Regions from separate parts of the Homo sapiens genome. Here region 1 is linked to region 2. The links are chromatin loops, found by intact Hi-C in ENCODE. Cell type or tissue: thyroid gland. All regions are shown on one strand. Each heading gives the region's core, and the rest is flanking DNA. Links, peaks and the distances in the headings are about the cores only. Region 1 overlaps RAPGEF1 (Rap guanine nucleotide exchange factor 1). Region 2 overlaps RAPGEF1 (Rap guanine nucleotide exchange factor 1).

The links. A loop is a pair of places that touch in the nucleus more often than their neighbours do. Peaks named below come from ENCODE experiments on the same cell type or tissue, not always from the same donor. Only the 100,000 strongest peaks of a DNase experiment are listed, where the experiment ranks them.
Region 1: a loop joins it to region 2, with 2.7 times the contacts of the local background. A loop is called at or near these places in 4 of 110 quality-filtered maps.

The regions. Positions count from the first base shown.
Region 1 is chr9:131,689,954-131,706,077 of GRCh38, reverse strand. The region is part of intron 1 of RAPGEF1 (Rap guanine nucleotide exchange factor 1); the gene reads left to right. Among named protein-coding and RNA genes, the nearest start is that of RAPGEF1, 42 kb to the left of the region's middle. In thyroid gland, for the core only: a CTCF peak has its summit at 8,920 (motif pointing right); a DNase peak (open chromatin) is centred at 8,837; H3K27ac peaks cover 5,532 bases.
Region 2 is chr9:131,601,603-131,617,726 of GRCh38, reverse strand. It overlaps RAPGEF1 (Rap guanine nucleotide exchange factor 1), which reads left to right. Exons shown (of 27, transcript NM_001377935.1): 13 at 12,539-12,796; 14 at 13,674-13,766; 15 at 15,578-15,666. Among named protein-coding and RNA genes, the nearest start is that of PRRT1B, 64 kb to the right of the region's middle. RefSeq lists enhancers at 11,191-11,485, 11,438-11,938. In thyroid gland, for the core only: no CTCF peak of the experiment used is centred there; DNase peaks (open chromatin) are centred at 8,786 and 9,086; H3K27ac peaks cover 3,546 bases.

The DNA of each region.
Region 1 (16,124 bases), core at 4,528-12,527, 88 kb before region 2:
GACCAGGCGGCCCCTGATTTCTGCCCGGATTCCCCTGTGTTAGGAGCTCTGGAGAATAAGACTTTAACCAGAGCCAAAGATGATCATGATTAGGAAGGGCAGGCCCAGAGTGCATTCCAAAGGCAAATTTAAAGGAAACTGTTATCTGCCATTTAGATCATTTACGTGTGTTTCCATGTCCTACACCTGGGGAGTTGAAAAGCCGCAGAGGCAGAACACTAGTGTGAAAAACATGAGTCTTACAGCCTCCACCTGCTGTCACCCTACAGAGCATTTGATGCCTGCTAGAGAAGCTTCTCTAGTGATTTGAGACAGTGTGGGACACATACCCGATGAGGGGACCATTATACTGTCTGACTTATGGTTCTGGTTTTTATTTTTTGATAGCTCTCAGGACCAACCCCAAACAAGAAAATGTTTTTTACATTAATGGATGCTTCTCGTGGTCGAGAAATCTGACTCATTTGTATTACCGCAGTGAGTTCCAGCAGGCCCCAAACAGAAAAAAATAAGATGGGGAGTGGGACGAAGCAGTGGCTCAAGTGTGACCCTGAGAGTTCCAGCCAGAGCTGTGGCCCAGCCTGCTCTTTGACCTTGAACAGATGCATTTTCTAAGGCCAAATGCCCTCGCTTTCCTCGTCTACAGTGGCCTGTTCCAAATGACTGCATCTTATTGTGTTATTTAATTTACATCCATGGTTTTTTTTTTTTAATTGATCTGTTTACCACTTGATTGTAAACCACCTGAGGGCGGGCAGTCGCAGGGTTCATTGTTTTGTCCCCAGCACTTGCACGGTGCCTGGCACATGTGCCCTCTGTGAGTGCTCCCTGGCTGCAGTTTCCCTGCTGGTATGAAGAAGGGTAGGCTTATGCAGGGCATGGTGGTTCCTGGTGCACAGTGCACAGTGGACGTGCAATAAATAGTAGTTACCAGTGCCAGCAGGTGTCTTTGGGACTTGGAAGGTGGCAGGTGGTTATTTGGGACCTGGAAATGTTCATTCTTAGCCTTTAACTGCCCAAAGTAGTAACACTGGAGAATGAAAATAGGTACACCTTCCTCTATCCCACAGCAATTCTGAGTTTACAAACAGTAAATGTGTTGATGATTGTTCAGTTGCAAATATTACTTCACAAAAGCCCCTCCTAAAGAATCAACATTTAGTTGTTGATTCATACAGCTGGAGGAAACTTTGAAATTTAGAGCTAAATTGAACTTCTCTGAAATAGGCTTATAATCCTGCCCTCCCAGAGGTAGGCAGGCAGGCAGGCACCCTGCCTGACTGGCTCCTTTCCTTCTTTCCTTTCCTTTCATTCCTTCCTTTCCTCTCTTTTTTTCCCTCTCTTTCGAAATGATTTGAAGAGTTGCTTACAGTGTTCATTTTGGCTCTCGGGAGTACAGCACTGACAGAAGTTTCCTTGGGAATTAAAAATTGCAGCAGTAATTGCAAATTGAATTGTTATCTCCTTCAAAAATCCCAGCAGCTCCAGGCCATACCAGCCTGGTAAATGGAAATGTTAATGATTTGCATGTTTGTACACAGTGTGGGTGTGAGCGAATGAAATTAACACCCTTAGTAGAAGAGCTGAGTATAAAAAGCTTCAGCCCACAGACCTTGGCAGATTGTGGGATTTGCTGTGCTGGAAGCAGATTGGCAGGCCCAGGTGGGGCTGGGGGTGGCAGGGGGTGAGTTAAGGATTTGCCTCAGTTTTGAATGCCAGTGGTTGCTCTGCCATAGGGGCAAATTTAGAAATGTTTGGATTCCAGCCAGCAAAGGTGTTTAGACTTGCCTCTGCACACTAGATAGCAAAGTAGCATCTGGGGCAGCTGGATGCCCGTGTGCCAGCTAATTAATATTGATCCAGAATGCACAAGGGCTGGGTGCTGCAATAACCACCGGCTCAGTGCCTTCTAGCTAATAAGTAAGACAAGACAAATTACTTCACATTTCCAGGCCTGTGTCTTGATCTCTAAATGAGATTAATAATAATGCGTACTTTGAAGGACTACCGTGAGCACTAAATGAGATAATTCACATAAAGGGGTTATAGCCCTTAGCATACAGTGAGCATTTAATGAATATTAGTGATTCTTGTTATGCATTGCATAGTAAAGAGAACCCTGGATTTACCAGATCCATGGACATGGATTATCTGCCTGGCTTCATCCCAATCCCAATGGCTGTGTGAGTTTGGGTAATTCTCCACCTGTTTCTGTCTCTCAGCTTAAGGTATCGCATGCCTGATGGTCTTGAAGGACCCTTTGCAGGCTGTGCATCAATGACCATCAGCAGTGGTCACTGCCTTTCATATGTGCTAGCTCCTGGAGCATTCAGTACCTGCTTAGACAGCATCGGTTTGGCTGAGCTGAGGGATCATAGGAGTGCTTTTTATGGTGTTGAATTTCTTTGAAAATTTCTTTAGAACTCTGGAGCCCAGGTGCCAGGGTGGAGTCTTTGTTCTCCCACTTTCTAGTTGGCTGTCCTTCAGCAAGTTACTTAATTTCTGGGCCTCAATTTCCTCATCTGCAAATAGGGCCCACTTCATAGGATGTTGTGAGGATGAAGGAGTCTGTCCATGCAAAGTGCTTAGGACAGTGCCTGGCGTGCAGTCAGTATCCAGTCAGTTTATTATTGTTATTGCTTTTAGGCCACATACAGAGAAGTTACATTTAATTTTGGTTGAAATGATGTTACATTATTAAAGAAAAACATTGGAACAAACGGACAAAATGCAAACAAGAAAATGCATGTTGAGTGGCTAAGCCTAAAAGACATAAATGACCGGGCATGATGGCTCACACCTATAATCCCTGCACTTTGGAAGGCTGAGGTAGGAGGATCACTTGAGCTCAGGAGTTCAAGACCAGCCTGGACCACACAGTGAGACCCTGTCTACAAAAAATTTTAAAAAATAAAATTAACTGGGCGTGGTGGCACGCATGCAGTGGCATGGTGATGACTCACTGCAGCCTCTGCCTCCTGGGCTCAGGTGATCCTCCCCGCACTTCAGCCTGGGTGAACTGAGACCCTGTCTTAAAATGAATGAATGAGTGAATGACCTAAAACATAGTGAGGCGGCAAAAGTGTTAGTCAGTGCCATTATTCTTTTTCAGAGCGGCTGCACGATGCATATTTTTCATAGAATTGTCATCGTATGCAAATAATTTTGCTTTTTTTTCTTTTAATTTTATGCTTCTATGTGGTCTTAATAACTGCTATGACTATGACATTCCATCATGTTACTGTTCCATAACTTATGAAATCATTCACCTGCTGTTGAATATCGAAATTATTTCCACTTTTTACAGGTCAGGCAGCAGTAAGTAGCTTCATTAATATAGTTTTGTGATTCTGTTGGATGATGTCCTTAGGATAAGTTCCCAGTGTAAAGTTCCCAAGCCAGGAACATAGAAATAGCTTTAAGGATCTTGCCTTGTTGTTTTCCAAAAGTGATGCATTTTCATGAGTGATGTATAAATTTACCAGTTACTCTCAAGCACATCAGCACTGAATATTATTTTGAAATCGTTCCTCTTGTAAAACTTAAACTACACTTACAAACACCATTTTGATGAATTATCTGATGGCACGGGACTCAGAGAAAGGGTATGGGAAGTTCAAAAGCCATTATCGGTGTTAAGAATCCATTTTGTTATAAAATTTAATTTCCCACAGTCATTTGCTTTGGGCTTGACTCAATCTCATTCAAGTGCTGAGTTTCATAGAAAGGAGACATGAGGCTTTATTTAAGCGTACCCAATTACCATCACAACTTTTTGTCTTCTGCCTTCCAGAGAGCAATGATTATTAAATACTTGAGTTTCTTCACATGAAAGAGACAGAGTGAGCCCAGAAGTGTTGTTAACATTGTTAATGTAATGCTTACTGTTAGGCAGCGTGACTAATGACCCAGCAATCCCTCTTCGCTGCTTCTGTAGAGAGCTAACCATTTCCCTAACTGCATATGGATGACAAGAGCATCAATTCAATTGTTAGGAAAATAGATACATTAAACAGTTTGCTGGGAGGGTAGTTTGAATCAACTAGTGTAGAACGTCAGGGCGTTGGAGTGAATAGAACGGACAAGGCCATTGGTTCATCAGTGAGGTTAGAGGCCATATTGGGATGTAGTCATAAACTGGTTCAGGGTAGGAGAGAAAGGTAAACAAAAGATTATTTAACATGACTTTGGAATCACAGACATCTTGAGCTAGAAGAGAAGAGTAAAAATCTCAAATTATTCCCTAATTTTGCCAATGAAGAAATTGAGGCTTCTAGAAGTGAAGTAACTTGTCTGAAGCCCTGCAGCTAGAGTGTGGCTTTGTGTCTCCTAAGTTAGGATAGCAATATAACAGTGATATAATAACGCATGTAATAATATAAAACCATACAACATACTGTATATGTTATGATTTTATATTTACATGTTACAGAATATTCAATACATTGTATATGCAATCCATTATGTATTGTATCATATATAACATATGATGCAATAATATATGTAACAATGATACAATAATAACATATTGGGATACAGTATTACAATAATGCCAGTGGCTTCCTATTTGCCAGGCATGGCACTGAAAGGTCTGTGTATATTAGGAGCTTCCATTTGGGAGCAGTTGACATGTAACTAAAGTGTCCTGGAAATCGGTTTTTTCTTAAGTGAAAGATCAGATGTTGGAAAGGGAAACCCTAAGTGTGACAGAATTTTTCTCATGAGAAGTATGGGTGTAGTTTTGGGTGTGGGTAAGAAAAGGGAAGGAAACTTCATTCTGTCATCAGATACCTCCAAATTTAGAACAATATCTATCCGTAGCCATTGGTTTTCGGATATGCTTTACCCTGGGAACGTGCGTAAAATACATTTCCGTGTTTGGCTATTTCTTTCCCAGCTGCATAGAGGGTGTCACCATTATTTTAGATAATAGCCATGGCCAGTGCCCACTTTAATCACTTTTCCAATCACTTTTCACTGATTGCTTCTAAGGCACTTGATTTCAGATGTCACTTTTTGCTGAAATACCTGGATAACTGTTTCAGGGGGCCTTGTGGACTACCGAGAAGTTTGCCTCCAGGGGTTGGTAAACTTCTAAAAGTGCCAAGTCATGAATATTTTATGCTTTGCAGGCCCAAGAAGCAAAAGTAAGACTATTATGTAGATACCCATAAAACGATTTAAAGTGAAATCATTTAAAAATATGAAAACCATTCTTCACTTGCAGGCTACGAACAAGCAGCCTCCTGTTTGACTGGGGTTGCTCAGCGAGCCTTCTGGCTTCTCCGGCACACACACATTCAGGTCTCCATCTATGCAAATGGAGACCTCCTTCTTCTTCTCACCACTGTAATAAGGAGAAAACAGACAGTGGAAGGTTTGTAGAACCTCATGATTGACTATAGAGGCTTTCAGCATTTTTCCTTTACTATTAAATGGGACACTGTACTAAAAAAAATTCTATTGTTTCTATATTTGTTCATTTATTGATTGGATGTTCATTCATCCAACAAATGTTTATTGAACAGGTCCTGTGTCTCCACTGTTCCAGGCACGGGGGATACCTAATGAGGAAAATAAGACATCTCTGCCCTCTGGAGTTTTTAGTTTACATATGAACAAGTATAATATGTAGGCTTTTGGATGACAGGTATCATATAGAGGAGCCAGGGAAGGGGACAGGATGGACAGGGGAAGAGGGTTGTTAGTTTTACATGTGATGGAAAGGGAGAGTGATCAGAAATAAGGAGCAGAATCCTGTGTGTTGCAGATGTCTGGGCAGGCGCGCTCCGGAAAAGGAAGAGGTGGCGCAGAGGCCCTGACCTGGGAATGTGTGACTAGGGCGGAGGCTGGAGACCCATGGCAGATGAAGCCAGGCCTTGAGATGACTGTAAGGACTTGGAAGGGAGAGCCAGTGGGATTTACTGAGGGGTTGAGTATGGGGTGAAAGAGAGAAAGAGTAGTCTAGGACGACCCCAGTGGTTTTCTCCTGAGCATCGGAAGGTTGACTTTCGAAGCAGGAGAGCTTCAGTGGCACAGATTGTGGGGGATGATTGGGGCTGTGTGGGTACAGAGTGAGTTTGAGGTGCCTGTCAGAGAGCTACAAGGAGGTGGCCATTAGGCCATTAAAATCTGGAGTATAAAAATCTGGAGTTCAGAAAAGAAGTGTAGGCTTTTTTGAGAGTTGTTGACATAAAGATGGTGTTTAAAGCTATGAGACTGGGTGAGATACCAGCAAGTAAGTCAGAGAAGAGCAGGGGCCAAAGCCTGAGCCCCAGAGCACTCCAGCATTAGGAGGTGGAGGAGATGAGGGAGCACCAGCAGAAACCTCGAAAGACCTTCCAGGAAGGTAGGGGGAAAGCAGGAGACTGGTGTTCAGAAGCCAACTGCAGAAAGTGTTCCTGAGGAGGAGGCAGAGAGGGGGCTTCGGTGACACATGATGCTGACTGGGTCAAATCCCTTGAGGACCAAGACTTGGCCTTGGCATTCAGTAACATAGTGGTCACTGGAGACCTTGACAAGAGGTGTCAGTGGGGCCAGGCGCAGTGCCTCATGCCTGTAATCCCAGCACTTTGGGAGGCCGAGGCGGGCGGATCACCTAAGGTCGGGAGTTTGAGACCAGCTTGACCAACATGGAGAAACCCTGTCTTTAGTAAAAATACAAAATTAGCCAGGCATGGTGGCACATGCCTGTAATCCCTGCTATTCAGGAGGCTGAGGCAGGAGAATCACTTGAACCTGGGAAGCAGAGGTTGCAGTGAGCCAAGATCACGCCATTGCACTCCAGCCTGGGCAACAAGAGCAAAACTGCACCTCAGAAAAAAAAAAAAAAAAAAAAGTGTCAGTGGAGTGTTGGGTGTGAAAGTGTCAAAGAATGAGCAGAGGAGAATTGGCCACAGGGAGCATGGGCGTTCTTGGAGTTTTGCTGAAAGCGGGAGTGAAGACACAAGGTGGTAGTTGTTAAGGGTATTGCGGTCAAGGGAAAGTTTTTTCATAAAGGGTGAAATAATGGCAAGGTTGAATGCTGATGGGAATGACCTGGTAGAGATGGAAACATCGCTCAAGACCAGGAGAATTGCCGGACGAGAGAGAAGTCCTGATTATCAGCTGTGGTGCATTGAGTATTTACAGTCCTTGCTGACAAATCACCCCGCTATTTAGGGAGCTTAAATAACAACTGGGCACCTAGTTTACACTTCTGCAGCTGGCAGTTCAGGCTGGGCTGCTGGGCTCCTGGTCTTGCCTAGGGTTCCTCAAGTGTCTACAATCAGCTGCTGGGAGGGCTTATCCCTGGGCCTCCAGCAGGCTAGCCCAGGGTCCCTCCCGTAGTGGGGTTGCTCACCTGGTCGGGGAAGGGGGGCAGCCCTGAGGCCCCAGGTCAGAAGCCGCACAGTTACCTCTACTTTATTTCATTGGCTAAAGCAGGCCACAGGCCAGCCCAGATTCAAGGGGAAGGGAGAGAGAGACCTGCCCCCTCCTTCTACCCGCCCTTCTAACAGGAGAGTGCAAAGTCATCTTGCCAAGCTGTGGGTATGAGGAGCAGGGAATCGTTTGGCCATTACTGCAAACAATTTGTCACAGCTGTCTGTGAGCTAAGCATGTTGCTTTCAATCATCACAAGAGTTCTTTGGGGTAGGTAGTATGATTGTGATTTTACAGATGAGAAAACCAGGTCACTGAGCATCCAGTAACTTGCTCAAGATCATGCAGCTAGTAAGTGGCAGAATTGGGACCTAAACTGGTCTCTGACGTCAAAGCCCCTTTCTTCCCTATTTTCCCTTCCTGCAAGTGTCTGTTTACAAGGGCAGACTAGAGGGCCCCTCCTCCCTTTGCTTGTTAGGCATGGGAATAATATTTTTGTGGATGATGATTATCTCATAATCAGGGTGGACTGAGGGAGGTGATCATCTTGTTGTGGCTTGCATGTTTACTGTGCGGGGATTGGACAGCTGTATTTATGAGAATCCCTTTGAGGTCACAGTGGTGTGTTATTGACACAGATTCATGTCTCTGCTCTCAGCTGGTCCCTCAGTGCCCTTTGACAGTCTTTGCCCTTGTCCTTGGTCAGCTGACTCTCCTGTCCAGATAGTCACACATGTTCCCCTTCACGCCCCACTTTGTTCCAGGCCTCTGACTTCCTCTGTCTGCCTTTATCCTGGCCCCTCTCTTTCTGGCCCTGACACAGGTACACTCAGCCTCTAGTCCAGGTTCCCTCTGCCCAGGTCCTCTTCCCTCCAGAACTTGTCATCATCAACTGTCTTTTCAACCAACTGGACTTCAAGCTTTCCAAGAGCAGAATCCAAAATGTGGGAAAATTTGAATTAGCATCAGTGAACTTTGTCTCTGACACTGGCTGTATAGTCTTGAGCAAGTCCTGTACCCTCAGGTGCAAGAATCTGGGAAGAGTGGACACTTTGAGCCATCTCCAAGGCCATTCAGGGAGAGTGAGATCTCTTTATGTCCGCCTAGGAAACCCGTGGCCTAGAGCTCAGTTCTGTTCTGTTGCAGTGGCTGCAGTGTGTCCTGGGTGTATACCTGACAGCCCTGCATTTTGCTGCAAGAGCTGCAGCCTTCTCTCTGCCCTCTCCTAATTCAAGCGTCAAAACCTTGTTGGCCCCAGAGCTAGAGCCGCTGCAAGCCACTTCGCTCATTTAGGAAAGCAGGAGGCAGGTCCTGTGCTGAGTCTGCAATCTCAGCAAAGACCTCAGTGAAAATGTTTTCAAGCTCTCTTTGGATAGAGGGAGCAGAGCAGTGAGTAATTAGGTTCAATCACCCATTTCAAGTCTCTGTGACCTTGCTTACATAGGGAGCCCGGAGCTGGGCCCTTCTTGGAGTCCCTGGGTTGGGATCCCAGCCAGCTGAGTGTGAGGAAGGGAGGGAGCGAGAAGGGATGGAGGAGAAGCCTGGGCCAGCAGAGGGCTGCTGTCTCTGCTGCGCTTTCAGCAAGCTCATCTCAGGCATGACATTCAGGATGCAGAGTTGCTCTTTATTTTTTTATGTAGTTTGCTAAGAGAAAATAGCCCCGCTACTTATGTATCAGTGTAATCCAGGGGAAATTACTTAATTTCCGTCAGCCTCAATTTGCTCATCTGTAAAATGAAGGCAACTAATTACACCTGCCTTAGCATATGAGGCGTGAATACGAGAATGCTTGACAATACTTGGCATAGAGTTAGCCCTCGATAAATTTCAGCTGTTAATGTTATTATAGCACCTTCACATGTTGTTGTGTTTATATTGTAAATCGTTGGTTAAAGATATTTTTATTGTCATGATAGCTCCATACTTTCAAGATGCGTCTTTGTAGTATTTCGTATCCATTTAGTCATTCATTCACTGAGTTTGTATTTATCAGACACCTACTTATGGACAAGGAACTGTTGATTATTATCTTTCTGTTCAGGTTATGATGAGCTGTTCATTTCTTAGTGCTTGCCACTATAATATTCAGAGCTACAGTTCGCTGAGCACCTGTTTCAATAGAGTTGCTCACTTGGGAGATAGATTCTAAAGTCCGAGCATAAAGAGAACATGGCACAGAGGAAGAATTAGCCTTGAAAGATCCCTTAAATCATCTGTAAAGTACAGTGTACATCGGAGGTCATCAGACTTTTTCTATAAAGACCATATAGTAAATATTTTAAGCTTTGCAGGCCACCTGTGGTCTCTGTCACATATGCTGCTTTATTTTCCTTTTTAAGGAAAGCCCTTTAAGATGTAAAAACCTTTTGTTAGCTCTGGGCCCTTAAAAAATAGGTCTTTGTCTACATGAGCAGACTGTGGTATGTCTTCTCCAGGATGGTCCGGGGATCCCCGCCTCCTGGTATTCACACTCAGGTGTCATCCCCTCCCTCTCTGGATCAGGGCTGGTCCTATGACCAGTAGAATACAGCAGAAGTCATACAAGATGTTGTAGCTTCCGCCAGCCTGTCTCTCTTGGATCCCCTGCTCTGGGGGGAGACCAGCTGTCCTGTGGTGAGGCGAGGTCACAGGTGAGGGTCTGTGGCTCTGGCCAGCAGCCCACAGGGAAGGGAAGCAGCTCTTCCAGCCCCAGTCAGGCCTCAGGTGACTGCAGCTTCATGAGACATCTTCCTGAGCCAGAACTATCCAGCTTGTGTCAGCCACTCTGCCTTTCAGGTCATTATAAAATCTGCAGCAGGGAACGGGGTGCGGTGAGGAGTTCTAAAGAATGCCTGCTTGCCTGCAGAGTTACATTGATTTTTTTATTAAATGTTTGCTGGTTACACTTGTCAACAAATCTGTTTATGGAGAGGATGAGATGGGAACATGTCATTCATGGGTGTTCTTATTATCATGCATTTCTTGGAGTTTCCATCATTCCAACCAGAGAGAGAACATTTACCATTCAGCAGATGGCTGCATATGGACAGTTAAGTTTCCTGAGGGAGTGATGCACCTCTTCTGGGTGAGCCAGACATTGAGGTACACCACTCAGTCCTGGCAGCAGCCCCCACTAAGGTTAGGATTGGCAGCTAAACGTCTAGCTTGATCCAACTCGCTCCTGATGCCCCTGCTTCCACTGATACCCAGTGTGGCCTCTGCTGTAACACAGCAGTGCGCTTGCAATCTGGGGAGAGCTTTTGCTTCCACACTGAATAGCTTCAGATGGCTTTGCTCTTTTTCGGTTGTGCCAAGAGGCCCTTCTACACTAAATGGCTCATCCATGGGTAGCTACCATTGACCTCTATCGTGTGGCCTGCTTTGGGAAGACAAGCCGGGTCAATTGGTTCTGCCTCAGGAATTTGAAACCGGACACAGGGAAGCATTCTAATCATTGGCGGGGATTTGAGCTAAAGAATCTACAGAATTGGAACCAGGCAGTCCCTGTGTGCTTCCGAATTATGAGAGAGTGGTAACTCAGAAGAAGCACGTTCATGCATTTATCTAATGAACATTGATTAGACATGTGCTGCATGCCAGGCATTGTTTTAGCCACTTGGGTTACAGATATCCTCATGAAACCTATATTGCTAGTAGGTGAAAATACACAATAGACAGTCAACATTATCCGTTAGTGAGTTGCATGTAAAGAAAGTGCGTGAACAATGAGAACACATGGACACAGGAAGGGGAACATCACACACGGGGGCCTGTTGTGGGTGGGGGGAGGGGGAAGGGATAGCATTAGGAGATATACCTAATGTTAAATGACGAGTTAATGGGTGCAGCACACCAACATGGCACATGTATACAAATGTAACTAACCTGCACGTTGTGCACATGTACCCTAAAACTTAAAGTATAAAAAAAAAAAAAAAAGAAAGTGTGAAGGTGATGAGTGCTGTAGGAAGGAGGATAAGGGGGCATCAGGAATTCCAGGGATCATGGGGTCAGGTTGCAGAGCTAAAGAGAGTGTCCGGGGTGGCCTCATTGAAAGGTGATATCTGCGTCCAGTCTTGAGAAGGTGAAGCAGTTGGCCAAGCAGATAAACCTGGGGCACAGGCATGCCAGGCAGGGGGACCTGGTAGGTATTGAAGGAACAGCACGAATCTAGTGTGACTGCAGCAGAGTGAGCGAGAGCGTGCCAGCCTTGGGTTCATTGCAAGATTACATTTCTGTTTCATTTTAACAAACCTTTGAGCACCTACTCTGTGTCAAGTAGTATTTGGCACAAAGCTTTTCAAACCTGGGTTCCCCATCTGAACCATACAACACAGAACTCTGTGACTATTTGTTCAGCTCTTCAGCTCTTCCAGGAGTGTGACACAGCTGATGCTTTCTGGATGCTTGGGAGAGAAGTTCATTCAGTACATCTAATGCATGCCCTAGGGTATTAGGCCTCATTCTCTGCTGGAACCCTGACTGAAAAAGGCAGAATTCCTCTGCCCCCAGCCCTTGCCCTGTAATTACAGACTAGTAAATACTATGAAAGATCAGAGCTAGGATCTGAAGGGTAAGTCAGAGTAAAGTAGGTGAAATGTGAGGTGGGCCCTTGGGGAGGGAGAGGATACTGTCTAGGTGAGAAAACAGTGGGCAGAGACCTGAGGCAGAGGTGGGAGAGGGGGTGAGATGGATTTTGTAGGGCCTGTCACAGCCTTGAGTTTAAGAACACTTAAACTCAGTCTCAAGCTAAATAGCCATTAAGTGTTTGGAGAGAGAGAGAGAGAGAGAAACTGATTGAGAGGATACGAGATTTGTGCTTTGAAAAATTGATGAGATTGCCCTGGCTGCAGTGGGAGAAAGCCTTGGAATGGCAAGAATGGAATTCTTAAGCTGCCTTGTATTTGCAGGCAGATAAGGGTGGTGGCAGTGGGACAGATTCCCTGGATATAATGGAAACTCCAAGAGGACTTGGGAATGGATGGGATCTGGGGTTTGGAAAGGTATTGTCAAAAGACAACATTACAACAATGTAAAGACCTGAATTGGCTTTTACTTGTGATTCCAGAATTGAGAAACACTTGAATAGAATTGAGTGTTCTGATGGGCCAAGCAGAGGAGGTTGGTTTTATAGAAAGAAAAGGACTGAGGAAAGCAGAAACAGAAAATAAAAAGCAGATTGGTTGTTTCAGAGTTACTTTTCTTATAAAGGTTAAAGCAGAGGGGACTTTCTTATCATGCCAGCTACAACTGGCCTGTTTGGGGATTTGGCTATTCTCTCTCTCTCCTGATTTCTCTGAAGGTCAGATAAAAATCTTATTTTGGCTTAGTGGTATGGAACTTGAGCGTGAGTGACACCATTTTGGTTTGGTCTATTGGGCATATTGCAGGAGCTCAGTTCAAACCAATGACCTCCTATAAATTTAATTTAACAATTTCTCCCTTTTTGTCATGCTCTCACCTAGGAGACAGTGTGACCAAAACTTAGGGCATCAGCACTACTCCGTCATCATTATTTTGGGGTTTAAATCTTAACACGTCATTCATGGGTGTCCTCATTATCATGCATTTCTTGGAGTTTCCATTATTCCAGCCAGAGAGAGAACATTTACCATTCAGCAGATGGCTGCATATGCACATTTAAGACTTTTTTGAGAGGATACAGTGCACCAGGGAGACTACTGTTGTGGCTAATGACTATGAGGATGATAATACCAAGAGTTTGGAGTATGCCCCTTAGCCAGGGTCCCCATGAACCAAACCAACTGAAATCATTTAGATCAAATAATGAGCCAGATGGGGAATCTACCTGTTTTAGCCAAGCAGCCTGTTTGTTCGGTTTATCCATGTGCAACAAGAAGCATTAGCAACTGTGCAGATTATTTCCTGTTCGGCTAGAAGGTGGCATTTCTGTTACCTACCATCCCATGACTAGGTTTGGCATGACAGATCCGTTTTTTCATCAAGTCTCTGTAGAAGCTACTGATTGTGCAATTCCGGCAATGTAGCATTATCCTGCCAAGTGAAAAAGGTAGGCATAAGCAAGGAAAAATCAAGAGGAGTCAGAGCCTCATTATGATAAAGAATCTTGTTCTGATGTCTTGGGAAAAGCTGTCCACAGCATGAAGTTGTCAGCTTGTCCTGGTTTGCAGTTTGACTGCCTGTGATTATAACGTCCGGTGTTTGGGTGAACTCTCTGTGGCCCACATATCAGGTATGAGACCTGTCCCTCATAATATACATGGAGTTGTCAAGCTCCAGCTTGTAGGGCTTCTGGGACAGAGCAGTTCTTGTGTGTATTTGGAGAGTTGTAGCCAGATGTTTCCAAATAGGAAAGTAGAAGAATTCTGGATCCGTTCCAGCCTACAAATAGTAAAAACTCAAAAACAACGAACAGGGCTACAATCTAATAACAGGTGTACTATAGTTTTTCTTCTGAAACATAGTTTTTCTCTCTACAGTCACCCTCATTTCTACTAAAGATAAAGCGAGGTGAATTTTTTTGCAAAATGAGCTTAGTCTCGTCAAACTTGGCCTGATTATTTACACAACTGCAGTAATGCTAGTGATTGATCACAAAGTTTGCTTTGCTGGAACTTTGGATAAGAAATCTCAGATTGGACTTTTAAAGGACTCTCAAAGCTAGGAAGCCAAACTGATATTTCCAACTATATTCTGTTATGAGAGCAGACTCATATTGAACTTAATGGAAATAACTATATTAGCACAAAGATAAGAAGAGTCACAAATAATTTCCGAATTCTGGAGATATTAGGTAGGGAGAAAACATAAATATTTCGTTTTTGTTCATAAGAGTATAACTTTACCAAATTACTGAAAGCTAATATAAGGAAAAAGGTGTTTTTTTTAATCTGAGAAATAAAACACCAGCAATATGTCAAATTAAAAACCATAAAACCCACAATTGTTATTTATCATTTTATTCTGTCTCATGTAATTAATTTTTGTTCTGCTTGATCTTGGTCAGTAGTTTCACAAGCCCATCAGTTTCTTTATTAGAGTTCTGGAAATGTTTAGCCAGTCCAATGGTATGATCTTAAAGTTATTAGAGACCTCTTCTTGTCAAAGTCCTTTCCATCCTTTCCATGAATCTCCTTGAAAACACAACATTTTAGGATTATAGTTGCTTGCAAAAAGCATTGAGAAAAGCATCAGAATAAAGCAAATTAACTGTGGATAACAGGACTTAAAGCGACCATGATTAGAGATCTGATGAGGGTTCATTATAATAATGATTCAGTTGACAAGGAAATTTGGCTGTTTCTGTGGCATACAACAAGTTAACATGATAACCAAAATTATGACTGACAGCATATCAGATGATCAGATAAGCCTAATTGGAGTAATGTTTCTCTTTTTCACGGTGAGAGACTCATCCTTTGATGTTTTCTGGGGGCCCAACTGAGAAACCTCAAAGTGAATTTGAGGTCAGAGAGACTTGATCTAAAATTGATTTTGAGAAGTTTGTCAAAAATATCAACAGGTTTAAAACAATTAAAATAGTATCACATGTCATTGTGGAAATAATAGTTGTTCATTTAACCAGTGATAAGAAAAAGACTTCAGAAGGCAAATACAGTAAGTTACATAGTTGTCAGCAAAAATTTAGCTCTTTTAATATTGAGAAGACTCACATTTCTTAAGTAATCAAAGGCCTAATAAAAGAAAATGCAAAGCGCAAGAAATTGTCTTGATAAAACACAAAATCTTTATTTCCTAGGCCAATTATCTAGAAAGAAAGAAAAACCTTTCACTATTTCTCATTAAGAGTAAATCAATACTCCAAGAAAGCATTGAGACAAGCATCAGAACAAAGCAATTAACTGTAGATAACAAGACTTAAAATGACCTTGATAACCTCGTGTTGAGAGAACCAAATTCTATTTTGCATTAGCATCTTTTTATTTTATTTATTTATTTTTTTGAGACAGGGTCTCACTTTGTCACCTACACTGGAGTGCAGTGGCACAATCTCGGCTCACTGTACCTTCCACCTCCCAGGGTCCCACCTCTGCCTTCTGAGTAGCTGGGACAGCAGGTGTATGCCACCATGCCTGACTAATTTTGTATCCTTTTTTTGGTAGAGATGAGGTTTTGCCATGTTGCCCAGGCTGTTCTCCACATCCTAGGCTATATGCGATCTGCCCTCCTTGGCCTCCCAAAGTGCTGGGGTTACAGACATTAGCCACCATGCCTGACCCATCAGTGTACTTTTGATATTAATGCTCAATTTTTAGAAAAAAAAGGTTTAGAAAAAAATTGGACATTATAAATAATTTCCTTTTAATTTTAGCTCGATCAAACATAAAATTCCTTTCACAAGATTCATCTTCCACAAACCTTTTACCATTTTCTGATCGATTCTGTTTTGTCCTCTAATGTTTCTCTTTCTCGTTTTGGAAGAACCGTCACTCTACTGTAGAAAGAAAAAATTACTTTCTTTTTCCCTTAACAAAGTCTCATTCTTTATAACTTCCTATTTAGAAAGTATCTTATTTCCCTCACATACAGAGTTATTTCCTTCTAGTTTTAATGGTCATCCATTAATTAGACTTTTTAACTCTTGGTAACCTTAATTTCTAGTGAAAACTAGGGAGTGAGCAAATTTAAACTGTTTTATATCAGCACTTTGTACATGAGCACCATTTCTTAATTTTTAGGAACATGTGCCCTAATACAGTTTTTTTCATGTTTATTAACAGACTCACAAGGCCCGCATGTATTTAATTTATGCCATATAAAAACAAGATGCCAGAATACAT
Region 2 (16,124 bases), core at 4,449-12,448:
AAAATTAAGTAAAATTATATGAAATGTCTAGGTATGTAGTAAGCTTAGAAAGCTTATTACTGTTCTTGCTCTCATTGTCTTAGTAATAAGAGTTCTGGATTCTAGTCTTGTTCTGTTTCTAACTTTACACATGAGAGTTAACCTGTTTGGCCTTTTTTCCCCCTCTGTAAATGATGAGTTTGGACCGAGTGACTTTTAAAGACTTATCCAAACTCAAGTTCCCAGTTTGGTCTTGTCTGGTTTCCATCTGTGCCCAGGGTGGGCAGTCCAATGCCCAGTGCCTTCGACCAAGATGGTCCTGCCTGTCTGAGGACCTTGGAGTGCATTCTCCCAATGGGTACTGAGGCCTCACGCCTTAGAGCCCCCAGCATCCCTACTCATGCTGGGAAGATGCGCTCCCCTCACCCTGCTGTGGCCACACAGAAGCCCCTGGTTTCCTCAGAGGCACCTCTGGCAAGCTCCTTTCACAAATCTTGCGAAACTTGGCCTTTAGACAATCCGAGCTCTTGACTGAGCTAGATTTTTGTTTTTGTTTTCTTTCCCCTTAGAGTTTCCACAATATCCCTTTTGAGCAGTTAGGGTTAGAGGACTATGAATGAACTGGACTGTTCGCTACAAAATTAAATTCGAGGACGTTTTAATTAAGTTTGGTTATGAGTACGTCATAGTTTTTATCCCTGGGACATACAAGAGCCTTAAGACATCTTGTGTCTAAAACACTGCATTCTTAGCAAAAAGCCCACCAAGGAGCCTGAGGGAAGGACCTTATAAGGTCCTTATGTCATTAAAAGGAGAATACCTCAGGAACCATTAGTAATGGCCAGGTTTGGGACATTCAGCACCCAGTATGCCGGAACCTCAGAGAAGGGATTCAGTACGGTGCCAACATGTCCTTCATATATCCTTTGGTTAAATTCTGAGATGAGCCCCAGACATAGAGCTTTGGATTACTATCAGAGCGGCCCTTTATTCCTGACTTTCTTCATTCATTGCTCCTGGGCCTGTATGGTTTGTCCAGCATGGAACTCTGAAGGAGTGCCCCTTGGAAACACAGCAGTTGACAAATCTGAAGACACCTCACGTGGTTCTTGGCACAGTGGACGATTATTTCCACTAAAAGATTCTAACCATTGAAAACCTCTTGCCAAGGGAATTTGTAGGGCACTAAACCTGTGTGGAACAATTTAAATGGAGGTGGATACTGAGAAGTATTCTCATTCACTCCTTCCCTGATACCAGGGATGGGTTTAATTCAGCAAGCTCAGGACATCAACTTTTCCAGGCCGGGTTGCAAAAGACATGCAGTTGAGGAGGATGGCCCCGAGCAAAGCAGGGCCACGGGTCAGCAGGCTGAGGAAGACGGGCATGAAGCCTGCGCAGAACCAAAGAACATCTGCACACATATTAATTAATTTTGGGTCTGAGTGCGTCATGGCTTTTGGTTTTTTGTTTTTGTTTTTGAGATGGAGTCTTGCTCTGTTGCCCAGACTGGAGTTCAGTGGCACGATCTCGGCTCACTGCAACCTCCGCCTCCCAGGTTCAAGCGTTCTCCTGCCTCAGCCTCCGGAGTAGCTGGGATTACAGCCGCCCTCCACAACGCCCAGCTAATTTTTTGTATTTTTAGTAGAGATGGGGTTTCACCACGTTGGCCAGGCTGGTCTCAAACTCCTGACCTCAGGTGATCTGCCCACCTCGGCCTCCCAAAGTGCTGGGATTACAGGCGTGAGCCACTGCGCCTGGCCACGTCATGGTTTTTATCCCTGGAATATATGGGAGTCTTAAGATACCTTGTATGTAACATACAAGTTCACACCACATGAAAGCACGTGTGAGGAATGACATGAGAGTTGTAGGCATAGAAACCTTGTGGGTGGCGGAGCAAGGACAGGGTCGTGGGGGCTGGAGGTGGAGCTTGAACTGTGACTTGAAGGGCAGTCGGGATTTTTAGGAGCTAAAGGACAGGGAAAGCAAGTCAAGATGTTCCAAACAGAAGGACCTGCCAGAGGCATGGAGGCCAGGAAGCCCAGCATCCATTCGGGAAGGTCATCTCAAATGTAAACACTTAGAATAAGGTAATGAGGGGAATGATGACAGCCAGCCCTCCCGTCTCCCCAGAACCTCCACTCCAGGAAAAGCCAGTCCTCCCCATCCGCAGGCTCTGCCGGGCCTGGACTCGACTGTTTGCTGGGCTTCTCTCTCACCAGCACCTCCCACGAGTTGGTCCCAGGGAGTCCCTCCAACCGTCCCCTGCACAGGCTTCAGACCGAGAGATGCAGAATCTCTCAGTAACCATTAGGGCTGCCTGTGCCCTGCCGGTGCTGCAGGGTTGGCATTGGAAAAAACACCTTCCTCCGGCTGGGTGCAGTGGCTCACGCCTGCAATCCCAGCACTTTGGGAGGCCAAGGTGGGCGGATCACGAGGTCAGGAAATCAAGACCATCCCGGCTAAGACGGTGAAACCCCGGCTCTACTGAAAATACAAAAAAAATTAGCCAGGCATGGTGGCGGGCGCCTGTAGTCCCAGCTACTTGGGAGGCTGAGGAAGGAGAATGGCGTGAACCCAGGAGGCGGAGCTTGCGGTGAGTGGAGATCGCGCCACTGCGCTCCAGCCTGGGCAACAGAGCAAGACTCCGTCTCAAAAAAGAAAAAACACCTTCCTCCATACTGCACACTACTTTCTTGTACGTTCTTTCTTTGCTAACTGAAAGTTATGGGTATTTACTCTCACTAAGAGGTCTATTTGGGTGCTAGAAATCTGTTGAAATATTTCTTTACCATCTTGGCTTCCAGAATGAATCTGGATAATTAAAACTGCTAGCAGACCCAAGTTGTGAGTAGAAGTTATATTGAAATGCCTGTAATAACTGTCATCTGTTTAAAAAAAAAAAAAAAACTTCAGGCTAAGAGAGTTAAGTGTGTATCATCTTGAGGACTTTAATTTTTTTAAAAGGGTCTGCAGAGCAGCTGGCATCCCATTCTGGGCAAAACAGTCGTTTTCTGAGATGGGCCCAGGTTTCTGTGCATCAGCACATGTGCTCTCAACAGAAGGCTTGAGCTTCATGCAGACGCTCAGTCCCCATGCCATGGCGTCCCCTCGCTGGGAAATGCCAGGCCCAGCCCCTCGGGACCTGTTGCAGGCTCCTTCACTCTGCCCATTCATCTGCCTCTCACTCACTCACTCTTTCTCTCCTTCCCTACCCACAACCTCCTGGCCACAAACCATCCCCAAGGATGAGCCATCACAGAAACCCTGGGCACACTGACGGGCCTAAAGGCCAAACAGGAAAGGGGAGAGATAGAGAGAGAAGGAGAGAAGAAGGGAGGAGAGGAGGAGGAAAACGGAATGGCCCATGGGAGGGAAGTGGAAGACAGTCCATGGGGCTCTCGGCACCTGTTGGAAAAAATAAGTTCCTGCCATCCTGACCTTTGTCCTTTGTTCCTCCCTGATGCCATCTTGTCTCATTGGCTTTTTGTCCTGGTCAGAGCTAGATCACATTGAGAGAGAGAGCAGGGAGCATCTGTGGGCAGAACCCGGTAGCCGGGGGTGGGAGAGGGGTTTCTCAAGGCAGCCCCTCCTTGGGGGGGGGTGTTGGTGCACACACTGGTCTGACCCTCCCTTTGCACGGTCCACATGGAGTGCTCCTCTTTGGGGAAAAGGACTGTGCCGCTGTCCCCATGTTGTGAAGCCCCCTTGAGGCCTCTCCCTCCCACTGGTGCATGTTCCTCCTTGGCCTGGCGTAGCTCACGTAGTACGTAGGTGCTTCAGGTTATTTCACACCGTTGACTCCTGGACTGTCCTCCATTCTTGGGGGTTTAGCAGCACAATGTAGTCTACAAGTCTATACCCTCAAGGGTGTGGTCTACCAGTCTGTGCCCTTAGGGTTAGCATCTACCAGTCCATACCCTTAGGGGCAGAGTCTACAAGTTCATACCCTTTGAGGCAGAATCTACAAGTCCAAGGTTGAGTCTCCACAGATCTCCAGCTGTTTGAGTGCAGGCTTCTCTCCTCACCAGACCCTGGGCTCCCTGAGGTCAGAAATTAGTCCCCATGCCTGGCACATAGCAGACAGGCAGGCAGTGCCCATTCACTCTTGTCCTGCCCCTCTTGTCCCAATCCCACCATGTCTTGCTGATACTGCACAGGGCATTAGCCTTGAGCGGGTCCGCTTCTCTCCAGCCCGTGGCCACTCACTTCCTCCCCACCCCCATGTCTCACCTGGATGCACTGCAGCTCCTGACTGGCCTTCCTGCCTCTGCAGTCAGAGGCCCTCCCTGCTTCTCAACCCTGCAGCTAGACTATAGTGTCGCCACATCCCTGCAGAACCAGGGCCAGCTTCCCTGGCTCTTCAGAGGCCCTCACACTGCTTCTCCCCACCTTACCACGAACCTGTCCCCTGCACACCTCCACTGCCTTCCCTTCATCCCTTCCCAACATACGAGTTTCTCCTTCCTGCACAACCCTGTCTTCTCCCCCACCGTGTTTTCTCCTTACTTGCTGTATGAACCTGAGCACACCGCCCTGCCCCAGTGCCCTGGGCCCCGCTTTCCTCTGTGCAGTGGGAGCACAAGGTTGTTACAAGGATGAAAAGCACACATGTAGTACGTGACGCACAACCAGCATTTCATGGAAAGGGAGCTATTAGCATCAGATCTGTCGCCATGTGGGGGAGGCTGCTGCTTTCCTGTGTCATGTTCCGGTTCGTCTTCTCAGGATTGCATGTCCCCTGAGGAGAGGGGATGGGCTGTGAACTGGCAGCTTTGGTGCAGCCTAGCCTCTAGCTCCCATGTAACAGATGCATTGGTCCCAGGCTCTGGCCAAGAATCCATTTTCTTCCTCATTTTCCTTCCCTACTGACCTGAGGCTCTGGCTGCTGTGTCTGACTCAAGAGTTTCCCAGGTAGTTCCTGTCTGCAGAGCCCTTGAAACACAGTTTGGCTCCTGCAGTGCGTTCCCCCTGTGCTTTTCCACTCTTCCTAAAAGACCCAGTGCTGCTCTGAAGTGTGAAGGCTGGATTAGATCCCACTCAGCTTGACCTGGTCTTGTGGAAGGAGGTACATGCAGACCAGAGCCCCTTCCAGGTCACTGCGACCCTCGGGATAACGTAGAGCCACCTATAGAGAAAGGCCCAGCTCTGGAGGAGACGGCGTTACCTCCTGAGCCCAGGAGCGAGCCTGCCTTGCCTTACTGTGGGCAGTAGGGAGTATGCCCATCTCAGCAGCAGGACTGGTCACAGCCTTGACAGCAGGAACAGAGCTGAGAGTGCCTCGCATTGGGGGCTTTCAAAAGCAACCACTCTGATGCAGCTGTTTCCAACCCCTGGTTGTAGACTTTGAGAATCTTTATTGTTTACAGCCTGGCATTTTGGCTGATCGGTGCCCCTTGACCAGCTTCAGGCACAGTAGTGTCACTGTAGCACCTGGCCGTGGTTGTACTTCTGACTCCATCCATGACAGGCAAACTGTCATGTGGGAGTTCAGTCAGGGTGGTGGGGAAAATTACAGAGGAGAAGTTTTAAGATAAAGTTATAGGAAATAGACACAAACCTTCTTGGAAGGCTGGTACCCACAGGATCCCCATTCCTTGTAAAGGTCGTGCACTGACACGCATCCTGAGGGCCAGTTCCACGTCCAGTGCCTCTCGCCTTTACTTCCACGTCAGGCTACTGTTTCCCTATCGAGGGCCTTCCTTCCTATTCTGTGATCAAATGGTTCACTGCAGTTCTAGAGATGGAGAAGCCAGGAGAGAGAAGCTGAGCCATTTGTTCCAAGTTAAGCTAGAGCCAGGGTTGGAATCCAGAACCCTATCATGAAAAATACAGCGTTAGATTAACATTTTTGAACTGCTTAATTGCCCATTTTTGAACTGCTTAATTGCCAAATAAATTTTGAGATCTCGTAAGGCTGGGTCAAAAGAAAAGTGTGTAGGCTGGACGTTGAGAGGCGTGTATTTCTCCTTCATGTTCTGACATGTTACAAAGTGTAGCTACAGGCTCTAAATAGAGTTCTAAGAATAAGTATAAATTAGAGCCCCTGTCAGGCTGTTGAAATGCAAACTGAGTAAAAATAGTTGTCAGACTTCTAGAACTGAATTTGAATCATTTTTCAGTCTGTACTAAATCTTTCTATAAAGGGTTGATGTTATTCAGATCAACACTTAGTGAATTACAGAGCATCCTAGAATGTATTGGAGGTTTTGCAAGAGTTAATTTGCCATGAAGCCATTGGCCAAAACGTAGTATTTTCAGTGGAGATATTGTGATTCCAGTTGCAAAAATACATCACATGAGAAGGAACTTAATAAGGAACTTTTGCATTCACCCATCTTCTCCCAAGCAACGCATTTTTGTTCTTTTACATCCTTTTTTCTTAGGATATTCAGGTGGTTTTTAAAAATAAGCTCCACTAAGGAGTTTATTTGAAAAGGGAGAAGATATTTTTTGGACCCAACATAATGCTAATGTTGCCTTTCTTTGGTGAGAAGAATGCCATCTTGTCATTCACACAGTGTGGCCCACAGGACTGCCTTCTTACCAGGATCAAAGACAAAACGGTCAGTGGCAGATCTCAGTTCATGTGCATGTGGCATTGGCCTCAGAACCTACCACTTGGCTTTGGAACTCATCTTTTGACATTATGTAAGGTATAGTTATTGTTTTAAATTAACACAAGGGCATCAAGGAAAAGGAGTTGCCCCTGGGCCTAAGGTAGACCCTACTGTGTAAACCAGTAGTTAATTGGGACCGTAAGGAAAGAGAAGACAAAGCCAGAGGTATCCCTAATAGTTTGCCAAATGGAGTAACAAGGAGTGTTACCAAGCACCTTTCCTGGGGCAGGAGGGTGTCCTGGGAGTGGTCATACCCCATCTCTATAAGAATCAAATCAGATAAGCTTTTCTCCCCAGACAATCACGTGGGTGTCATCATCAGTGAAAAGCTCAATTTCCTTCCAGAATAGATAAATTAGGGCCCACACTTTGAGGCTCACAGTCCCCTAGTTGAAGGACATATGTGCTCTGAGCCCAGCGCCAGTGCTGAGCTGTGGCTCCCATTGATTCTCCGCTGAGGAAGGAAGCCCAGACCACACTAGAAAAGCAGCTTCCCCTGAATGTGTTTTCTCACAAATGAGGGATAAAAATTTAAGCCCGAAAACCAGCTGTCCAATAGCTTATCTGTTTTGCTAAGTAGCATCCAAAAACTCTGAAGTCATAAGCCTTACTTGAGCCAAGATTATGCAGTAATGACCAATTTCTGGCAACTTCTCTTCCCAAACACTTCACCATGCCAGTGAATCCATTCATTTACATGACCACATTTCGCTGTAACTGGTGGAGCTGACAATTCTCCAGGGCTTGGAGCTCAAGTCACTGTGGAGCAACCATTCTGATCAAGGTTCCTCAGCCTGTGTCCCTAACCCTCAGCCGCTGATGAGCAGACAGCCTCCTCTGGCACGCGCTCTTCCTGATCAGCAGAGGAATTAAGTGGAGTGGCTGTTATATTGAGGACTCAGAATTGTTCCTTTAAAGATCTGCTTTCCTGCTGGGCACGATGGCTCACGCCTATAATCACAGCACTTTGGGAGGCTGAGGTAGGAGGATCACTTGAGCCCAGGAGTTCAAGACCAGCCTGAGCAACACAGCAAAACGCTATCTCTACAAAATCCAAAAAATCAGTTGTACCTGGCGACACATGCCTATATTCCCCCCTATTTGAGAGGCTGAGGCAGGAGAATCAGTTGAACCCAGGAGGTTGAGGCTACAGTGAGCCAAGACCGCATCACTGCACTCCAACCTGGGTGACAGAGCGAGACCCTGTCTCAAAAAAAGAAAGGAAGAAAAAGATCTTTCCTGCTTTCTTGCTAAGGCAACACAGAGCCCATCCCTAATCCTTTTTCCATGCCAGGACTATAATAGAGAGAAGGTGTCACCGAAAACTAGTGCCTTTTCTAAGTATTTTACTTGTGAGAAAAAAAACTGGTGCCTGGCCAGCTTCAGGCAGCTTTGCCTTTTAATGAATTGGCCACACGCTCGCATATGAGGTCATCAGCCTCCAGCATCGTTTCGACTCCGGGGCCCAGTGGCTTTCAGGGGTGTGTTTCCAAAGGAGCTGGTTACTGATTCCACCTTTTCCCTGCCTGTCCTGCCACACTCTGGCCAGTGCACCCCTCTCTCCATCCTGGCTTATGGATCAAGTCTCAGCTCACTGGGCTTTGCATGCCTGGTGTCACAAAGCACTCAGCTAAGGAACTCTGCAGATTTGGTGAGGCTGTACCCTGCAGAGCTGTGGGATTGCATGGTTAGGGCCTGTCTCGTCCAGGATACACCTCAGTATTTCAGAAAACACGAACTGATTGTGATATCAGCCATACCCACGCCACCTCTTGCCAGCTGTGTTATTAGGCACGTGGTCTCCCCTCCCAGCCTCAGTATTTTCATCAGTAATAAGAACAGTAAGGCACTGTGTGTACGTTAATTGAGATGATCCGTGCAACACTTACATCTGCCTAGCAGGAAGCATGAGGTAGGAATAGTTGTTCTCGTCCTCATGAGGCAGTCCCTGCTGTGTTTCGACTGGCTATGTGACCAGGGCTGACATTGGGGGCCAGGCACCCCTCTCCTAACTGGCACCCCTAGATCTTGTGCAGAAGTTTGCAAGTCTCAGACAGGCAGCCCTTCCCGTTCTAAAATCCTCAGCCCAAACAGTCTTATTCTGGCTATAAATAAAAGTTCCTGCTGCACAGAGAGCAGCAGCTCGTCAGAAGCAAACCCGGGCACGAGCCAGATCCTAAAATAAACTCCAGGCTGTGATGAGGCGGCGTTTCTGTGGAATGGCCCGCCCTGCCTTTCTCTCTGCCCCTGTGGGTAAGCGTGATCATAAGGGGCTGGAAGTATTGCTCTGGGGAATCGGTAGAGATGGGGGCCTGTTGTAAATGGTGTGACCATGAGCCCTGATGCAGCTCCTGGCATCTGCAGAGCCCAAGGGGCACAGCAAGGGCTTCATGGTGATCAGAAGGTTTTCCCTGTGTCTCCCTGCCCCGTGAAGGTACCTTTCCAGTTTGGCTCTTGTCCCAGCACGACTGCATAGCTTGAATACCAGAACGTGAGCTCACAGCTGCAGAGGCAGAGGCAGAGCAGGCCAGGCCCCTTTGTCCAAGAGAGGCCGACTCTCCTTGCTTTCTCCTTGCTAGCTGCCCCCTCCTTGGCAGCCCACACCCCTGGTCATTTCCCTGAGCCTCCCTCCCCAGTGTCTGGACCTGAACCCATGCAGTGGGTGAAGTTCGTCTCTTACCCATCCACACTCAAAACTGAGACGCTTCTGTGAGTCAGGTAATATTCTAGACACCTTAATTAATACAGTGCCTAGACTATGTATTAGGTGCCTACTAAAATACGTATCAGCAAATATGTATTAGGCCCCTACTGAATGCCCCAGTACTGTTATTTAGGGCAGTTCCTGGATTGTTGGGAGGGCAGGAGAGGACGGCTGCTGCTGGCCGAGAGGTCGTCCGCACCAGCACCATGCGGAGGACTTGCACGCAGCGCTCTGCGTCTCGCGGAACGTCGCAGAAACCTTATGGGGGAGGGGCTATTGTTTTCATCCCCGTTTTAAAGATGAACAGCTTGAGCTGAGGCTCAAGAACTTCAGTCACTTGTACTAGGGCACACAAGCGGAGATGCCATGAGGGGCAACTGGAGACCTTGCAGTCAGCCGCTGCCCTGTGCCGTCTCCCGGAAGAGGCACCATGCTGTGGGAGTCTGCCCCTCACCTTGTTGAATTAAAACCGGCTAAACACACTATATGATTGGTTAGGAAGACACTTCTCCAACTTGGTACATTTTGTGATGACACAAAAGCCATTTGTGTATGTGTAAATCAGGTGCTCAGTTATTGCAGGGCACGTGGAAGCACAAAGTGACTTTACACGGGGGCGCCGATGAGGCTATTTCAAGACTCCAGAAGGAGTCAGCGCGGAACATGACTCCTTAAACTAGGCAGCAGCAAGGCAAGGTGAGGGGGATCTGTTTAGCAAATCTCGTGGCAGTGTCTGGGCATTGGGAATGAACATCTGGCAGATCTGAGAATTGGGGCTACAAAAGATTGAGCCACTCCCTGAAACAGTCATACAAGGGTTCCCTGAAGGCAGCCCCCCCAGCAGCACGCCGTCCCACCCCTCAGCCAGTGCATCCTGCTTGCTGTCTTCTCTGTGGACTTTCCCAGCCAGTAAGGGAGGCTTGCTGTGTGCAGGCATCCTCCAGAGATCGATGGAAAACCCAGAAAGCCAAGCCCTTCACCCCACTGCCATCCCAGGAAGGCCCAGAGCGAGCTCCCAGGCCTGCAGCGCCATCCTGGGTAATTGCTGTGAAACGTTGAAGTGTTGCGTGGAGCCTGCTGTGAGGGTGTAGGTGAGGGCGGCAAGCCAGGGTGTACCAAGCAGGGTGTCTGCCCCCCGAGCTCCTGAAAGAAGGATATGAAGGGAACTTCACTTGTACAGGTACCTGAGTGTTCAGTGCTGGTCACATGTATGACACTTCCACTGATTTATTTGACCATGGCATAGGGTTGGCCTTGAGTTTGTAGGTTAGATGGGAAAGCAGATGTGTAAGTGGTAGTGAGTGCTTAGGGCAGATGTCATGGATCTGGTGTGAGATCACAGGAGTGAGATGAGGGAGGAGCTTGAAACTCTGGTCAGTGCAGCCGGGAAGGGGCCACGGCTGTACACACAGGTGGAAACGAGAGGGTTGCGTTGTCCCTCGAGTTACGGTAGCTCTTTGTACAGGTTAAAGGGTAGCTTTGCCAGACTGCTTAAGGGCCAGGAATGGTGGCTGATCCCTGTAATCCCAGCACTTTGGGAGACTGAGGCGGGCAGATCATTTGAGCTCAGGAGTTCAAGACCAGCCTGGGCAACATAGAAAGACCCCGTTTCTACAAAAAAATCAAAAAGTGAGCCGGTTGTGGTGACATGCACCTGTGGTCCCAGCTACTCAGGAACCCGAGGTGGGAGGATTGTTTAAGCCCAGGAGGTCGAGGCTGCAGTGAGCCTGGGTGACAGAGTGAGACCCTGTCTCAAAAGAGAAAACAAAAAACTACTTAAGGATGAGTGGCTTTGACCTCTTGTTAGTTTAAAACTTCATTTTTCTTCCTCTTCTTCCTCTTTTCCATGGGTTCTGAAAATCCCCAGCCACAGCAAACACAGAGAATGTTTGAGCGAGTGGCACGCACATTTGCACTGGGCTTGACTTTCCTCACGTCCCTGCCTCTGTAGTGGGCCAGTGAGCCCGGCAAGGTCTTTGTTTTGTTTAATTTTGTGACTCATTCATTCACCCATATCTGCAAGGACTTTGGACGTGGCCACCCCCACAGCGCTCTCCCAGCTCCCCATGATGGTAGCAGCATGATGGCAGGCCTTTGTAGGACACGATGACATCACATCATTAGATTCTCTCCACGTGGTGGCTGCTGACCAGGTCCTGGAACACCTCTGTCCCTCCTTCAGCAGCAGAGCCCCAGCCGGGGGTGCTCACTGGACCCCAGAAGCCATGGGATTTGCTGTCACTTCTCAACACAGTGTCTTTCCTCTCTGATGAGCATCTGGGGGAGTATAGCCTTGTGGCTACAAGGTGGCATCAAAGCTGTTGTAAGATCACATTTGTTTTTATTTGAGACAGGACCTTGCTTTGTCACCCAGCCTGGAGTACAGTGACTTGATCTTGCCTCACTGCAACCTCTGCCTTCTGGGCTCAAGTGATCCTCCCATCTCAGCCTCCAGAGCAGCTAAAACTGCAGGCACTCACCACCACCCCCAGCTCATTTTTGTATTTTTTGTAGAGATGGGGTTTTGCCATGTTGCCCAGGCTGGCCTCAAACTCCTGGGCTCAAGCAATCCACCTGCCTTGGCCTCCCAAAGAGCTGAGACTGCAGGTGTGAGCCACCATGCCCAGCCTACTTCATTTGTTAAAAAAAAAAAAAAAGAAAGAAAGAAAGAAAAAAATGGGGTAGGAAGAGAAATGGACTCAGACATCGTTAGCATTTCCATAGTGCAGCTTGCCAGCCACGCTTAAGGTTTGTGCCGCTCCTTTCCAAAAGCATTCAAGGTGGATTTCAATGTTTAAAAGTTGCAGTGTTTGACTCTTAAGGAATAAAACCTGAGAGATTCATCCAGAAATTCAAAATGAGTAATTACAATGACATTGAATTTGGCCACGAAGTTCCTGAGCAGACAAGACAGCGATGGGCCACGCAGGTTTTATTTTCTGTCCCAGCAGAGCATGTGGCCACTTGAGCCGTTCTCTGTGTCATGCTGTTTAGATAGCCCTGAGGACAGCGCTGTTCACTCTCCAGTCTCAGGGCCCTTCTCAAGGGAGGAGGTGCTGGGTGTGGGTATCACAGTGGCCTGAGGACTGGGGGTTGCTTGGCGTGATTGGTGGCCCGTTAGACTAAGTTATTGTGAACGGCCTGTCACTGCTCAGCTACTGCCAATCTAATTACTTTTTCTCTTTTCTTCTTGTATTCTCGTTTTTGTTTGTTCTCCACCTGGATTCTGTAGTATAAGTCTGTGTTTAGGTCCTACTCCCAGGATTTCGTGCCTCACCACCAAGCTTCCGTTCCGCCTTTCCTTCCGCCTACCTCCTCTTCCTCTCCACATTTCCCACCTGCCCACCAGTCTCAGAGCTCTGACTTAGCCGTGCCAACCATGGCCGGTCCACCTCCCAGCACCGTGGACGGGCCTCTCTCGGCTTCTCAGGAGAGCAGCTTTCATGGGAATACTGTCTGCCTTCCTTCCGAAACCTCTTTCACTGACTCGGTGAGAACTCAGCGTGCACACACACACACACACACACACACACACCCCTGCACATGGGGCTGCACGTTTTTTAAAAAGCGGTTTCACGTTCCTGAAAGACACTGCCTCCCCTTTACTAGCAGTTGGGGGCTGCCAGCGCACACCTGCTGGCAGCATGGCTGAGCTGACAGCTACTGAGGGTCACAAGGTGCAATGGGAGCCCATGTGTTTCCAGAACAGAACTGACTCTTCTATACAAAGTTCTATCAAACTAGGAATCTGATTTTCCACAAATGGATTAGTGGCCATTTAGAGAGGAACTTATCAGACGCATAAGATACAAAATGCTACTAGCTTTCCATTTACTTGTCTGTTTTTAGGGAAAGGTACAAAGCCCTTCGCAAGTGTGGAGGTGACAGATTCAGGACAAGTGTCTGTTCGGTTGCATGTGGTGCCGATGACAGAAGCCTGGTCTCTAGCCTGTTAAAGTGCCTGTAGCGCTTCGTCCAACTCAGAGAAATGCTGCCTTGCAGATTGGAGCAGACAAGTACATGGGGCAGAGGAAGTGCAGGCAGCGGACCCCACTCCCCAGTATGTGGGATTGTCTTGATGTGTTGCTTCTCTCCCTCCATAATCGTTTCCCGCCACACTGGGGACCCCTGCTGTCTCCACTACAGTGGGGCCATCTCTCCAGGATGATTTAGCCCCAGACACCATTGGAGGGGCAGCAGCAGGAGACTTGGATCCCCTCTAGCACAGAGGCAAGAGGTGGCAAAAGCAGCTTTGCTCTCTGCACCTGGGAAGACCAGAGTGCAGGCTGTGGCATCCCCTGGCCAGCTGTGAGGGCCGGCTGGAGGGCCTGGCCCATGTGTCTTTCCTCTCGTCCTGTCTCCCCCAGAGTGAAAACGCCAGTGAGGAAGCTGGTGAGGGTGAATATGTCAATCTGTATTCCTCTGGCCAGAGCAGCGAGGAGCTGGCTCCCTCTCGAGGAGTAAGTAACCTCGGGCGGCCTCCTGCATGTGGCCTGGCCTGGTGGGGCTTGGGCTCTGCCCTCCCGAGGCCGCTTCCCCCGCACCTGCTTCTGTTGGGCTGAGCCCCCTCCTAGTCACCAGCAGACTGGGCTCCTGCAGGCTGCTGGGAGCCAGCTCGGCCCTTTGGAGAGGACGTGGCTTCCAGGTGGAGGTCTGCCCTTTGCTCCTGCTTCAGTGCGTGTGGCACTCCTCAGAGCCTGGCCAGATGGGTCATCTAGAAATCTCTGGGACCAGCGTGGCACGGGCCCCGGCTGTGTATCTAGTGCTCTCTGTGGGGTTCCTTCCTCCCTTATCTTCTGGTGTTGGCTTCATCTTCTGTCCCTCATGCAGAGGGAGGGACTCTTCTTCCCATAGGGCCTTTCAGACCTTCATCTCCCTCCCCAGCATGTCCCATTGCTCCAACACTGACTGCTTCTGAGGAAGCGGGTGAGTCTGGCCCATAGCCCCTGCCATGACTATGCACACCCCCTCCTGAGGGAGCCACAAGGTACCCGACGTCAGCACCCTCGTGATGCTGCTGCCCCAGCTCCCGACCATCGCGGTACAGCAGTTCTATTGAGCAATCCACTTTCCACATTTTGCTTCAGCCAAACATGAGCAAGTTCAAAAGCTTCAGAAATTGCTCCCCCCATGAGCCCAGGTGGGACAGGTTCCTTGAAGGGAGGCCCATGAGGGCTGGAAGACTCCCAGTGATCCACCCCAGGGCGGGCCCCCACCCGTGAAGAGCTTGGTCACACCCGTTCAGGTGGTTCTCTCAGCAGGGTCCCCACAGGGGTTCAGAGGCCCACCCAGAGCCAGCCCTGTTTCAGACATTAGCAGGTTATAGAACATTGAAGAGTGTCCACTCCAGTGGGATTTGACCCAGTCCATGGGAGCTGTCTCCTCTGCTGACATGTGCATCTGGCACCCCCCGGCTCAGCCTCCCCATGGTGAAGTCCACGTGCAGGTAGAGGCCAGCTTCGCATGGCTCTCTCCCTCCACTGTGACACTTCCAGGGCTCACTGGCTCCTTGCCTTGAAGCACTCTTTCTGTATTTGTCCTGCCCCAGTTCTCCATCAGGCTCAGCAGCAGACCAGGGATGTTGGCGGGCCATGTTGTCACTGAGTAGGGCCAGCCCAGGGACCCAGGAGGAAGCAAGTCTGCCGGAGGAAGAGGGGACTGGCACCCCAGGGCCTGAGAGCTGGCCCTTTGGGGACTGAACCCGGTTGAGCACTGCAGCCCTGAGGACTTCTTTAAATCAGCAGAGTTTGGTTCACGACAGCAGGGCCCAGTGGTTAAGGGCACAGGCTTTGCAGGTAGATAGCCCTGGGTTCAAATCCAAGCTCTGCTGTTTATGAGCTGTGTGGTCTTGAGCAGGGTCCTTGACTTCTGGCCTCTGTTTCTATGCATGGAGTGGGGACGATGGTGTTAGCTCACTGACGAAGTCAAATGAGGAGAAGTGGGCACAGCCTAGAGCCCAGTCCCTGGCTGTGCTCGGGGGGAGTGGCTATGACAGTCTTCTTTGAGGAGGTAGTTGAGGTGGCTTTGCCTAGGTTGGCAGCTTACAGATGAGACAAATAGTGGCACCTTTCACTTTCTCCAAAGGCCACATGCTAGTCTTGAGGGCTTGTGTTTCCTGTGATTAACGGCATTCATCTTTAATTTGTTCACATCTGAGATTGCTCCATAGGAACTTGCACTCCACAGCCACTTGCAGGCAGGAATGCTGGGAAGACAGAGCAGCCCCGCAGAGGGCCCCTGTCCAGAACTCAGCACCCACTCCTCTTTCCAGGAGCCACCGGCTGGGAAAGACGGACATCCCAGAGATCCCTCAGCGGTCAGCGGCGTCCCTGGGAAGGACAGCAGAGACGGCAGTGAGAGGTAGGAAGTGGACCCAGAGGAGCTGGGTCCCCCGAGAGCAGTGCGCCCACTCATGAGGCCTGCCTGAGCAGCCTCTCCCAGCTAGCCCCTAGGCCTGAGGGTATTTCAAGTTGAAACTCTTCCTTCTTTCCTTATTTCCTTTTTTTGTTTTTTAGAGACAGGGTATTGATCTGTTACCCAGACTGGAGTGCAGTGGCACAATTGCAGCTCACTATAACCTTGAACTCCCGGGCTCAAGCGATCCTCCCACCTCAGCCTCCCAGATAGCTGGGACTACAGGCATGCAGTACCACGCCCAGCTGATTGTTTTAGTTTTTTGTAGAGACGAGGTCTCGCTATGTTGCCTAGGATGGTCACTAACTCCTGGCTTCAAGCGATCCTCCCACATCAGCCTCCCAAAGTGCTGGGCTTACAGGCATGAGCCACTGTACCTGGCCCTCTTCCTTTTTTTCTGATTC